2 separate regions of the Mus musculus genome follow, and region 2 is linked to region 1. The links are chromatin contacts, found by Hi-C in ENCODE. All regions are on one chromosome and are shown on one strand. Each heading gives the region's core, a stretch centred on a gene start or an enhancer-like site at or near the end of the contact. The rest is flanking DNA. Distances are from core to core; before and after follow the strand shown. Region 1 holds the start of Cdrt4 (CMT1A duplicated region transcript 4). Region 2 overlaps Cdrt4os1 (CMT1A duplicated region transcript 4, opposite strand 1).

Region 1 (5,782 bases), core at 205-2,704:
TTTTTTGATCCTTTCTCTAAATAATTCCTAAATAATCAACCTGGGTATTAATTAATCCTTTGAAGAAACTCTCTTGGATGTGTAGCTGGCTCTTGGTTTTGTTTTGTTTTGTTTTGTTTTGTTTTTCCTTTAGATTCATTATCTTTGGGGATGGGGATAGAGGATTAGGAAGTATTCCCTTCTATGTAGCTCAGGCTTGCCTCAAACTCTAACTACATAGCTCTGGTTGGTGAACACACTGTGTTGCCAAGGCAAGCCTCAAATTCATGGCAATCCTCCTGTCTCTGCCTCCAGAGTATTGGGCATACAGATGTATAGCACCATGTCTAACCTTATAGATACTTAGTAATAAAGACATGAGCTAGGCCTGATTGGACATTTTGGAGGTTCTCCATTTTGTTAAGACTTAGTTATGCATCTGTGGGATATCTTAGTATATGCCCTTCCAAAGAACAATAAAATATAATGAGGTATCAATATAAATATAAATGTACAGATATAAATATAGATGTGTATGTGTATGAAAGCACTATTATAAACCCATTTCTTTGTATAATAGTAAAAACTTTAAAATGAGTAGAAAATATATTTTTTAAATGATAAAAGCCCTTACCTCCAGCCTCCATGGAATACATACATACATAGATGCTTTTGTGTGGTTTGGTATGTACTTATATTTACATGACATTGTTAACCCTGACTATATAGGACAGTCATTTGGACATTTTGTTTTTGTGACAAAGTCTGTTGTATAGCCCTGACTGGCCTAGATTTCCCTATATAGATCAAACTGACTTCAAACTGAGAGATCGGCTGTGTCTGACTCCAAGTGCAGGATCAAAGGTGTGTACCACCACACTTGGCTCTCATTTGGCCATCGTTATAAACTGTAAGCCTCAGGCTGGAGAGATGGCTCAGTGATTAAGGGCACTAGCTGTTCTTTCAGAGGACCCGGGTTCGATTCTCAGCATCCCTGAAGCAGTTTACAACTGTCTATAACTCTAGTTCCAGGGGATCTGACATCCTCACATGTACATACAGGCAAAACACCCAGGGGTAGACCTTAAACATTAGTGTGTGTTGGATAGTCTCAGGTGACAGGTGATGTGAACTGTGATCTTGAACTCCTTTAACCAAGTGGAAGAACTGTCCTGAAAAGGGCATGACCCATAGAGTTTGGGTGTGTACCTTTGACTTCCTGACTAGCCTTCCCTCTTTGTCAACACAAGTGTCTGACTTGGAAGGAGGGGACCCATCAATGGTACCTGAATAATTCCTGGGGTTCCACGTCTTTTTCTGGACCTCTTGGCTACTTTCTAGCCCAGAGAGGCTGCTTTCTGGCCTAGAGATCATTTTTGGTATCCTGCAGCCCCCTGAACTCTAGGTCCCAGATCCCTTGTTGTCCTCTGTCTGTTGCAGTCAGCCATGGTCTTGCTGCTCCCCTGAGGTGGTTCAGTAGCCAGGCATCTGTCACGGTGAGTAGAGGCATTGTGACATCAGCAGTTGTCAGGTTTCCCTGCCCTGAATCTTCTCCTCAGGGAGCTCACTGGCCGAAGACATAGTCATTAAAGGTGAATGTTAGGGCAACCCATCCTTGACCTAGACAGAGAGTCCAAGACCAGGCACTCTGCATAAATGACCTCATTCGGGGTGTTCAGACTCAGAGAATGAAGAAGATACCGGCTTGAATCTCACTTCCAACAAAATTACTCTGAACCAGACCTGACCAGTTCTGAAGACAAGTGAGTCCAGGAGTTCAAATCCTTTGTGCCAAGATCAACTAGAAAGCCAATAATGGTGCATATGACTAGGTCCTCTCCCCAGCCACACCCTACATGATAGTCTGGCTCCAAGACCTGCAGTGGAAACAAAGAATTGGTTGCATTAACAAGGTACTTTGGGAGAAATTGGAGAGAGAATTTTTATCTTCAAAGACATTGGACGGCACTTAGGAGACAGACTGGAGAGCTCTGCTTTTAATCCTCTAACCCTAGTCACAATTTTATGTCAAATGTTTCTTGATGGGACCATGTTTCTTTTCCTCTGCTCTCAGGCTTACCCTCAACTTGTCCAGAAGGGATCTGAAGCTGCACTTCTGAGACTCAAACAAGCACGTGATCTGTCTGCAAAGCAAGTACCTGGCCTTCCTCAGAACCATCACCATTTTCTAATGCTGGCTTCTCCAACTCAAAGCCCAGGCAGAGCTCTTATGATTATTCTGTTTACCTGCTGGGATTCTTGCCTCCCTCTAGATTCTAGTCCCTCCTCAGTGGTGGTGCCTTCTCTTTCATCAGCTTTTGCCTGAATCAGCTACACCACAGATTCACCGAGCTCCTTCTTTCCAGCCTCGAGTGTCTTCACTCAGTGTTTCTAACAGGCTCCTCCCTTTTCGCATTGAGGAAGTACGAATCCTGTGAGAAGGTGTATGTGAAGAGGTGCAGGGAGGCTCAGATTTTGGGTAGGGCGGGATTTGTGTTGAGCCAGCCAGGCTGGGGAAGTTGGTGGGCATCCCTGTGTCTAGCACAGATCTGGTTGGAAGTACAACAGATGGGGAGGTAACTGTCATAGGATTCCCCAAAACTTCCAAACTCCCTATCCATAAGCCTCCTGTAGAGTAAAGGACGCTCAGTTGCTTGTATAGTATAGATAGTATAGTATAGTATAGTATAGTATAGTATAGTATAGTATAGATACTGATCATGTGAGATGGCACAGGACCTAGGACAGACAGACCACTGGAGAGGCTAGAGAGATGCCTGCCCATGCACAAAGTACTTTAGGAGGCCATGACACTCAGCTGGTCCATGTCTATGTCACTCCTGGCCAGACTCCAAACCAAGAAAAGAAAATCTGTAGCCTGAGTTGTTTGCCTCCCACAGGGCTTGCCTGGCCTTTGGCTGCTGGCTGCAGGGAGATGCATTTTTCCTTCCTCTGTGGGCAGCAAATTCCCCACAAGTCAGATGCTGTGTATGTGGCCTCACCACATGCTTCTACTGAGGCTTTTGGGTGCCTCCTTTCTTTTATAAGAGTTGCCTATAATGGTGTCTCTTCACAGCAATAGAAGAGTGACTAAGACAGGTGGACCATCCTTAACCCGAAGTTTGAAATGCTCCCAAACTTGAAACTTCTTGAGAGAAGACATGTTACAAGGAGAGAACTTGACTCATGACTTCATGTGAAAAGTTAAAATGCAGTCAAAATGCAGATATACAGAATTATCTTTAGGCTGTCCTCATACAATGTATATGGACAGTCATACTTTGTGCTTAGACTCATTCCCAAGACCTCATGATGCATGCAAATACTTCCAAGTCAGAAATCCCAAATCCCAAACCCTCCTTGTTCCCAAGCACTTAGGATCTGCAGTGTTCAGCCAGCTTAGCACTGCTCTTTTCTACAGTTAGTGATACAGTTAAACTTGCAAGTTGGGCACCATAGGAGACTAACCGCTCTCATACTGTCAGGCTGTCTTCATAAAGTACTGTTACTTGTGAATATTTGTCCATGGGTCACTTACTCATTATCCAACAAACAATTCCTACTTAAGTAGGAATTGAGTATATTCATTATCTACTCAAAAACACTTTAAAATTGATCACAAGAGGCTTTATTTAGCACTTTTAAACTTAACACAATCAAACTCTCATATGATGTAAACAGTAGAATGACCCTAGACATATTTCCAAAGCTTTACATGAGGGCTGGAGAGATGGCTTGGTGGTTAGGGGTGATTGGTGTTCTTGCAGAGGACCAGGGTTCAATTCCCAGCACCCTTGTGAAGGTCCACAGCTGTCCCAAGATTTCATACAAAGTTTGGAAGATGTGAAAAAAATACAATTTTTTTCTATAGATTTCCCCCGTTGTTGCTTGGTTATTTTACATAAATCCCACAACTGTTTCACAGCCTTTTCTTGGGAATACTTTAAGTCTTGAGCACCCAATATCCAAGAGCAGGAGACTGGTTATAGCTGAGTTCAAGAGCTACCTGGAATAAAGACAACACCCAGATGGACCTCACCAGCTGGCTTAAAACTAAGAGTAACTGTTGGTGCTTTTCTAAGCCCCACCCCACCCCCAACTCCTGAATAATAAACACAGAGGGTTATTTATTAATAAACGAATGCTTAGTCCTTAAGTTAGGCTTGTTCCCAACTAGCTTGTAACTTATTTTAACCCATTTATACTATCTACGTTCGGCCACATGGCTGGTTACCTCTCTCAGTTTCATACATCCGACTTCCTTGGAGTCCAGGTGGTGAGTCTCGTGCCCTTGACTCTTTCCCAGAATTTCTATCTCTTCCCAGAATTCCCACCTTCTACTTCTGCCTTTGCTATAGGCCATCAGCTTTTTATTTTATCCAATCAGAGGGTGCCTTAGGCAGGCAAAGAAAGATAGAGATGTGTCTTCACACACAGTACATTATCCCTACAATGTAGTGTGTAGTTTTGGCTACCCTGCTTTAAGCTCTGGGTGGACCATGCTACCAGTCCTGCCCAGCTTCCCTCAGATCCATGGATAAAACACACACACGAATTAACTTATTTTAATATGCTTTAGCTCAATAGCCAGGCTCTTCTAAGCCTTCCTCAGCTATCTCAGCCTTCTTTTCACTCCCAGCCCAGCACCTCGAATTCTGACCTTTACTTACTTGCCCAGTTACCTTCTCCTTGTTTAGCCCCACTAAATCTGCTCCCAGTTTAATTATCTTCCTTTCTGTTTTTAAAAGATTCATTTTATTTTATGTATATGAGTATACTGTAGCTATCTTCAGACACATCAGAAGAGGGCATCGGCTCCCTATTACAGATGATTGTGAGCCACCATGAACTCAGGACCTCTGGAAGAGCAGTCGCTGCTCTTAACCACTGAGCCATCTCCCCAGCCCTTAATTATGTTTCTAATAACCTGCCTGCTACCCCAGGCCTAGTCAGGGAAGTGACCAATGACCACTCTGCCCTAAAGCTCACATGGGCAGTGGCTGCTCCTCTCTCTGAATTGCTGAGAAATTTTTCTCCTCCCTGCATCTGCTAGCCTGCCTGTGGGGGAAACTGAAAGTCCCACCTATTCCACCCATTGGCTGCTAGCATCTTTATGAATTAATTAAGAACCAGCTGGGGAACAGGACCTTCAAAGTTCACACACAGATTTCTGATCAGAGCATCAGAAACACCTCCCTCCACCTACAACTAAAATCTAGCATGGAAATGTGAGTGAGAATCGACTCTCAGGAAGGTTCCTAAAGGCAGGGGCAAGGGTGCCTTGTGTTGTCTTTTCCTTTCTCACTTATGAAATGCAGGCCCAATGGCCGAAGCTGGTGTCATTTGTACCATACATCGAGGGCCAGCCAGTCTCACGCTGGACCATAGGCGGATGGATACTTCCATGAGAGCCAGGTTTTCTGCCGCTCACAAGTGAGCCTAATGTCCCCTGAAGCAGCACAGTGCTTTCCCTCTCCTCATCCCGAGCCTTCCAGTCTACAGTCAGTGTGTAAGCATTTCCTGAACTAAAGACAGGAACAGAATCAACTATCAAGATGCACAGAAACCAACTTTGGGAACCTATGCTGGAGTTAGAGGCATCAGTAAGAGATACCAATTCTACCAGACCATCAACATCAAGGGAATGAATACCTCAAACTAACCACTTAGACTTAAGCTACACTGTAGATGGCGAGATAATGTCAAGATTCTGGAAATATCCATGCTGATCAAGGCGGGGGGGGGTGATTAAAATATAAAATGCTCACATAACAGAGATTCTATGCCTCTTTAATCTAAAAAT
Region 2 (6,329 bases), core at 1,885-4,384, 47 kb before region 1:
CTCTGCCTCTCATATGCTGTGATTATAGGTATGCACCAGCATGGACCAGCTAAACACTCCGTTTCCAATGGTAGCAACTTCTCTGAGTGGTTCTGTAATGGACTGAAGCTGGAATGTGCCCAAAGGCTCCCATGTTGAAGGCTTGGTCCCCCTGTCCCAAGTGCTGCAGAGACCATGAGGATACTCAGCTCATCAATAGGTGAAGCTATTGATGAGTTCCCAGTTGACTGGCCTGGTTGAAAGGAGTGAGTCATTGCTCTGTGCCTGGGAAGAATGTCTCTCTCCCCTCTTCCCTTCCCTCTTTCTGACTCTTGGCCACCACAAGGTAACTAATGAGCTTCCTCAGACTCAGAGAAGCAAGGAAAACAGCCCTCTGTGTACTGAGACCTCTGAAACCATGGGCATTCTCCTCTAAGCTTGGAAAGCTATTTTGTCACAGCTACAAAATAGTGGCCAACACACTGAGCTAAGAGAACCTCATAGTTGCAGAGTTGTTAGCTAGGGTTGCTGTCGGAAGCCACCACGTGACTGCTGGAAATCTAACCTGCATTCTCAAAGAGCATCCGACGCTATTAACTGCTGAGTCATCTCTCCAGCCCCACAGTGCTGCTCTTCTAAGTGTAATGTCTCCATTGGGCACACGCACCAGACAGAATCTTTCTTACCCTTCCACACCAAGGGAAAAAGTGTCTCCTTTCAGAGGTCCCGGCATAGCTGCCGATGTGGTGATTATACAACGCATCACCTACTTCATGTCACTGTAAATGTGTATGTTTATTGAAACAATTTTCAGCTCATGACCAAAATCCCTTTAGTTCAGTCCAATTCAGAACTCTGATACGAAACAGTGATATGTGAAACAGATACGTCTCAACTAGAGCCCTGCCTCAGTAGCCCCACGATTCACCTTATCCAACTCCCTTGTCAGTCCTGAGCCTCAAGGTGGGAGACACCCACACCCACACCCACACCCACACCCACATGGGCCTGCAGCCCAAATCTGCCAGTTCACTATGTTTCAAGTTGCATGGAGCATCCCCACAGCTGCCAACACTGATATCTGCGAGTTCTACTTCTAATCAGGTCAGAATTCCATGGCTGCTTGCTGGGCACGTGTCCTGGGTGGTGGCTGCACCATGCCCTCTTCAGAGGGGCTGTGATCTGCCAACTTAAGGAGGATCCAGAGTGAGGATTTTGGAATTGGGAAGATCATGGCACCCATGTTGTGAGATCATGCATCTAACTGAAAAAGGCTGAGGTCTAGGAGGATGGCGTCTTTTCTTTACTTGTGGGAGTTGTAGCGTGTTTCAGTAGGTCTCTGAATCTCAGAGCAGGTTTCCCTCAGTAGCTGTCCTTCAGTACTGGCAACAAGTGAGAAAGTTATACATATTGTGTATCCTTCCATATAAGCAGAGTCCTCCATATCCATAGGTACTGTGTCCAGAGTCAACAAACTTGATTGACAATATTTTTAAAGAACGTTTTAAAAAGTATTGAACACACAGAGCTTTTTATTGTCATTATTCATCAACCACACAGAAGAATAACATTTACATAATCTTCACTTTGTCATATTTATAATCTAGACATGATATAAAGTAGATAGAGGACCAGGTTAGAGTCCTTTGCTCTGCTCAGCTGATATGAAGCCTTGGCTGTTCTGTTATGCTAGATGGGGCAAGGCAGGCAATAGGAAGTACCCTGCTGAATGTTGTCATTGTCTTTTCCGGGCCACAGAACTAGACACAACAGAAGAATAAAGTGACAGTGTTACCAGTGCCATTGTGTCTGTGATGGAGAGAATCAGGAAGCTATTGGTAGGAGAAAGTGGGCTGCAGGAGGCTTTGTCTCTAGGATTAACAGAGGCACTGCAGGGTACTGTACTGATCCATGTTCAAAGTGGAGCTGGCCTTCAGTACAGAACAGAAATCAAGCTTAGGTTGTGGGCCCCTGAAAGTCACCCTGTCGTGCAGCAACTAGCATTCTGCTGCTCTTCTCCCTAAGCCTTCAAGGTTTGGCTTTTATGCCCTACACAGCGCTATGCTTTGGGAGTCTGCAAGAGCCCCAATGGCTATGTCAAAGTAAAGGAAGATAATTCTTTTTCTGGGATGATACTGGTGGCCAGGTTGACACGTGGCCATCGAGACAATTTTGTGGACTATGCAAGCATCCCTCAGAGTTTTTCAGGAAAGGCTTGGGAACTTCCCACTGTCCTTGGGATGAAGACTCCTACTCCTGATAACTGCATATGAAAAGAGCATGCCCTCCGAAAGTTTGCAGAGGTCAGAATCTGTATTCACAGGTTGTAAGAAAACCAGCTACTTACAAGCAGCATCATTTTATTTTGCAATCAATCAATCACACCCACACACCAATGGAGATCAAAAGGTAATGAAAAAAGAGAAAAGGGAATGAAGGGGAAGCAGGAAGTAGATAAGGAGGAAGGGAAAGAAGAAAGGAAAGAGAGGAAGGGACAGAGGAAAAGGAAAGAACCATGACAATAAAGAGTAATGTCAAGATTAAAATGCAGCCCATGCCCTCACTACAGAGATCTGGGAAAGTAAGCAGGCTGCGGGGAGAAAACATGAAGGCCAGAACTGGCATTTCTGCATGAGAGAGCTAGGGAAATGGAGGTTGGAATCTGAAGGCTGCTGGAGGCTGGGGTCTGGCACCTGCCCAGGTCTGGCATGAACGCTCAAGAGTCCTCAAGGTCTCCTTTGTCAATGTCCAGCCCAGTTGTCCAGGACAGACCACCAGGCAAACGCTTGGCACTTCTTCCGTGTTGTCACTAGGACCAGAAAGGGAGATGCTGTCACCAAAAGCCAGCCTGAACTAGGGATCGGCTCCATGGTGCTACAGAAACAAACACGGAAACCGGGGCTGAATATAAACTGAAGACAGCTCTGCAAAGTTTTAAAAACTCACCCAGCCACGAAAATTCAATTTGGCCACAGCTTCAACATGACCTCACTCTCTTTTATGAGCAGCTGTCCTGAGACTAATCCTGCCTCCTCCCATCATCCCCTCTGCATGAGGAAGGGAGGTCATGAGCCCTCGGCAAATCCACTCTTACAGTGCCCCCTGCTTCTGCAAAGCACTCCTTATGCTGCCCGGACCGTATGCGTGTCCAGTGTCTGTCTCTACCACAAAAATAGAATTGCATGTCTGCCATGTCCACCCAAGGCCCTGGCACGCTGCCTGGCACAAGCAAGCACTTGGTGTGCACTTGCAGGATGCCTGTCAGCATGCTGCATTAGGGCTGTGGAATTATGTCCCTTCTGATAAAGGCTAGAGAAAGAAAAATAAGCTTGGAATCTCCTCATGAAGGCTTGAAAGGTTTTTTTAAAGGGACAGACTAACCATGTGTTTTATGTATGACTTTGTGTCTCATGTTCCTTCTGTTTTCCCAGTACCTTAAAAGAAAAAGTACATAAAAGGTGTCCATTATTCTTATTTAGATAATAGAATTAAGACTAGGAGTAGAGTTTACGGCAAGGCAGCCTATTCCCACCTACAAAAAAAAAAAAAAAAAAAATGTGTGTTTACTAACCTCTTGTCACTGAAGTAGTCTCTTCTTGGTACTTTCTGTTTTGAGTCTTAGAGCTTGCTCTTAAAAACTCCCTACTCAATATTTGAGCACCAATTCTGGCCCAGTACACATACCACACTCCAGGGAACACAGGAGAATGTGGCCAGACTTGTTCAATACCTACGGGACCACAGGCACAGAGCAATCTGACCACATGAAGAAGAGTTTCGGGGAAAGCTGCTTAACAATATACCCTGGGCTCAGCAATTGCAGACCAAACCCAGCAGAACTATCACCGATAGAAATTTGAGGTGATCTGAGAGCAGGCAAAGTATTGAGTTCAAAAGTGACCCCCACACTCGGTACTGAACTACTTGAGGACCAACCAAGGCTCTCTTACTTCCACTATCACCCACTTACCAAAGTAAGCTTGTCTCAGGATTCTAAACAGTAAAGTGAATATGCACAGGTTCCAGTGTGCAAAAGTATAAATAAAGAGTCAGCCACACTCAGACCAACTTCCCTCCAGCTGCTGCTGGCTCTCAAACTGACTGTTCTCTACAAAAAATATCTGCCCACTTGGCCCATGTGCAGAAACAGTGCCAGGAGTCAAGTTCCCAACTTGTCTGAAATCCTGCGACATCTCAGGTCCCTCTCTCTACTGAAAAGAATGGGTTGGGCCGCTCTGGGTCGCTGAAAGGTTGAATGGAGACAGGAAGCGCATGAGTCAGTAAAAGAACCACCTAGAAATGCCAGAGGTGGGGAGGGAATGTTCACTGCCTCTGGAATATAAAGTCAAGGTCATACCACCTACACTCAGTTTGTGTACCCACAAGGAGGCTCTACATGGAAAAGTCAGCCATGCTTAGAGTGAGGTACAGAGTGTGGGGTGGCATAGAATACGGGGTGATGAAATTCCAAGTGTAGTCTGTAACCTTTACGGGAAGCAACATAATTTCATAGTTAATTTGCCTCTTGTTCCATGTCTGCAGTACGTGGCCAAGCACCCTACAGTGTGTGCCAAGTGTCAGGGCCCTGTGCGGACACAATACAGGTGTTCTATATTGCCTCCTGGCTCTTCCCAAAAACCCAACCATGCCCCCTAGAGATCTAGCAATGTCAGCCTGTGATTTCCAAGTAGTTGGCTAAGGCCCTGGGTCCCAGATAAAAGAGATATGAGCCAGAGAGGGGTAAGAAGTAGGAAGAGGTGTTTCAACAAACAGAAAGTCAGCTTTGAGTTTCCATCAAATCTGTCTCCTTCCCCCTCCCCCACAGCCCTTCCGTGGCTTTCTCAGTCTGTGCTCTATCTGCCACAAATAACTTGAAAGCTCTAAAAAAAAAAAAAAAAAAAAAAGTGTCCTTTGGTCTGTACAAACAAACAGATTCCTTAAGAGTCTAGGGGTGGGAACTAACTTAAAGCCAGAACCAAGTGGTGGAGAAGGCCCTGTTGGCTTGGACAAAGCTTAGAGAGCACTTTGTAATCTTTTTGTTACAGTTGCTGACTCACACAGGGAGCAGCTGGAGGGCTAGGGCATTTAAGCCTTGTTCTTTATCTCCACAGATGCATGGTCAGTAACAGTGCAGGGGGCAGGTTTCTTCCCTATGCTGGCTCCTCTATTTCCCATGTTTGCTTAGCTACCTTGAAGGAGCCCTGACAAGACCCAGAAATCCTCTGGCTCAGGAGCTCGCTGTGTTCTGCACATCCTAAAGGAGGAAGCTGTATAACTGTGTGACATTAACCCTCCTGCATAAGGACCCTGGACTGCAAAAACTAAAAGGCACACTGGGCATGCTCCGTCCACTTCATTTCAGCATGGCTCACAAAGTATCTACTCTATCCGCTCAGGTCCCATCTCTATCTCTCGTTCCAGTTAGAGAGCTCAGGCAACCCCCAAATGTATACACCTCTACCAGAACCTCTGCTCTGGAAGTTTCCCTGCAGATTCTTGCAGCCTCTTCTCATTGGGGCAGGCCTAATCTCCATTAAGATGTTCCCCCCAGGCCACAGCTAAGGAAACTCCAGAACGCAGAACCGCTTGATGTCCAAAGCAAATCCGATCAGCAGCTTGTGGAGGTTAAAGGTCAACTGTCTGCCCCACCCCACCCCGGAATTTGCAAATGGTCAATATCATATTGTGCACAGGAAGCCAAGGAATCTGTATGAAATCTGAATGAAATGTGTCAGAATGTGGCCTTAGTTACCAGCAACACAGATAGGCTAAGAAAGTGTGCGTTCTGATTCTTACACAGACTACAAAAGCAACAAGAACCACTGCAGCAACTCTGCTAAGCAAAACACAGCACACAGGGAGGAGATAAATAAGAGGTGGCTATAGACTGTGAGACATCAAAGAAAGCCAGTTCCTTCTTCAAGATTGCCATTAACTGTGCTCAGAGTAACCTGAGATACTCCAGGCCTCCCTGGTTTGAACAAGCAGATGAGGTTACGTGGAAATAATCCACATTCCACTTCATGCATGCCCTGACTGCTCCAGATGGTTGTCAGGGTCCTGGAAAGGCTCCATGCTTATTTCTGGAAACATCAGAGATGAACAAAGTTAATCCCAACAAGTATGATCTGGGCTTTCCTAGACCTCAAGATTTCAGGGCTATACCTAGGGTAATGGGACCTGTGTGCTAGTGGGCTGTGAAATCAAAGGCAGCTCTTCCTCTTTGTCTTGGTACTCCAGGACCTCCAGGACTTTAGTCACAGCATCCTTTGGAGAGATGGACCCATTGGTCCATGTCCTCATAACCCTTGGGAAAGTCTGAACCAGTTGACACATCAAAGCATTGGACA

Evidence for each region. A loop is a pair of places that touch in the nucleus more often than their neighbours do.
Region 2: a map of mouse trophoblast stem cell shows a loop between it and region 1 (2.1-fold over the local background). The contact joins the enhancer-like site here to the promoter of Cdrt4 in region 1. A Hi-C loop is called at or near these places in 3 of 37 maps with a recorded cell type or tissue (T-helper 2 cell, mouse trophoblast stem cell and regulatory T cell).

What each region holds. Positions count from the first base shown.
Region 1 is chr11:62,946,865-62,952,646 of GRCm38, reverse strand. Cdrt4 (CMT1A duplicated region transcript 4) reads right to left here and starts at 1,454. Exons shown (of 2, transcript NM_025496.1): 1 at 1,266-1,454. The coding sequence starts at 1,353. It overlaps Cdrt4os2 (a long non-coding RNA gene), which reads left to right and starts at 1,268. Exons shown (of 2, transcript XR_388729.3): 1 at 1,268-1,892; 2 at 2,054-3,849.
Region 2 is chr11:62,994,565-63,000,893 of GRCm38, reverse strand. The region is part of intron 2 of Cdrt4os1 (CMT1A duplicated region transcript 4, opposite strand 1); the gene reads left to right. Gm46284 (a long non-coding RNA gene) reads right to left here. Exons shown (of 2, transcript XR_001780234.1): 1 at 2,926-6,329; 2 at 754-2,788. Among named protein-coding and RNA genes, the nearest start is that of Gm46284, 3.4 kb to the right of the region's middle. Within about 2 kb of position 3,134, at least 3 of the 3 ENCODE cell types and tissues checked have a DNase peak (open chromatin) inside an H3K27ac peak, as active enhancers do.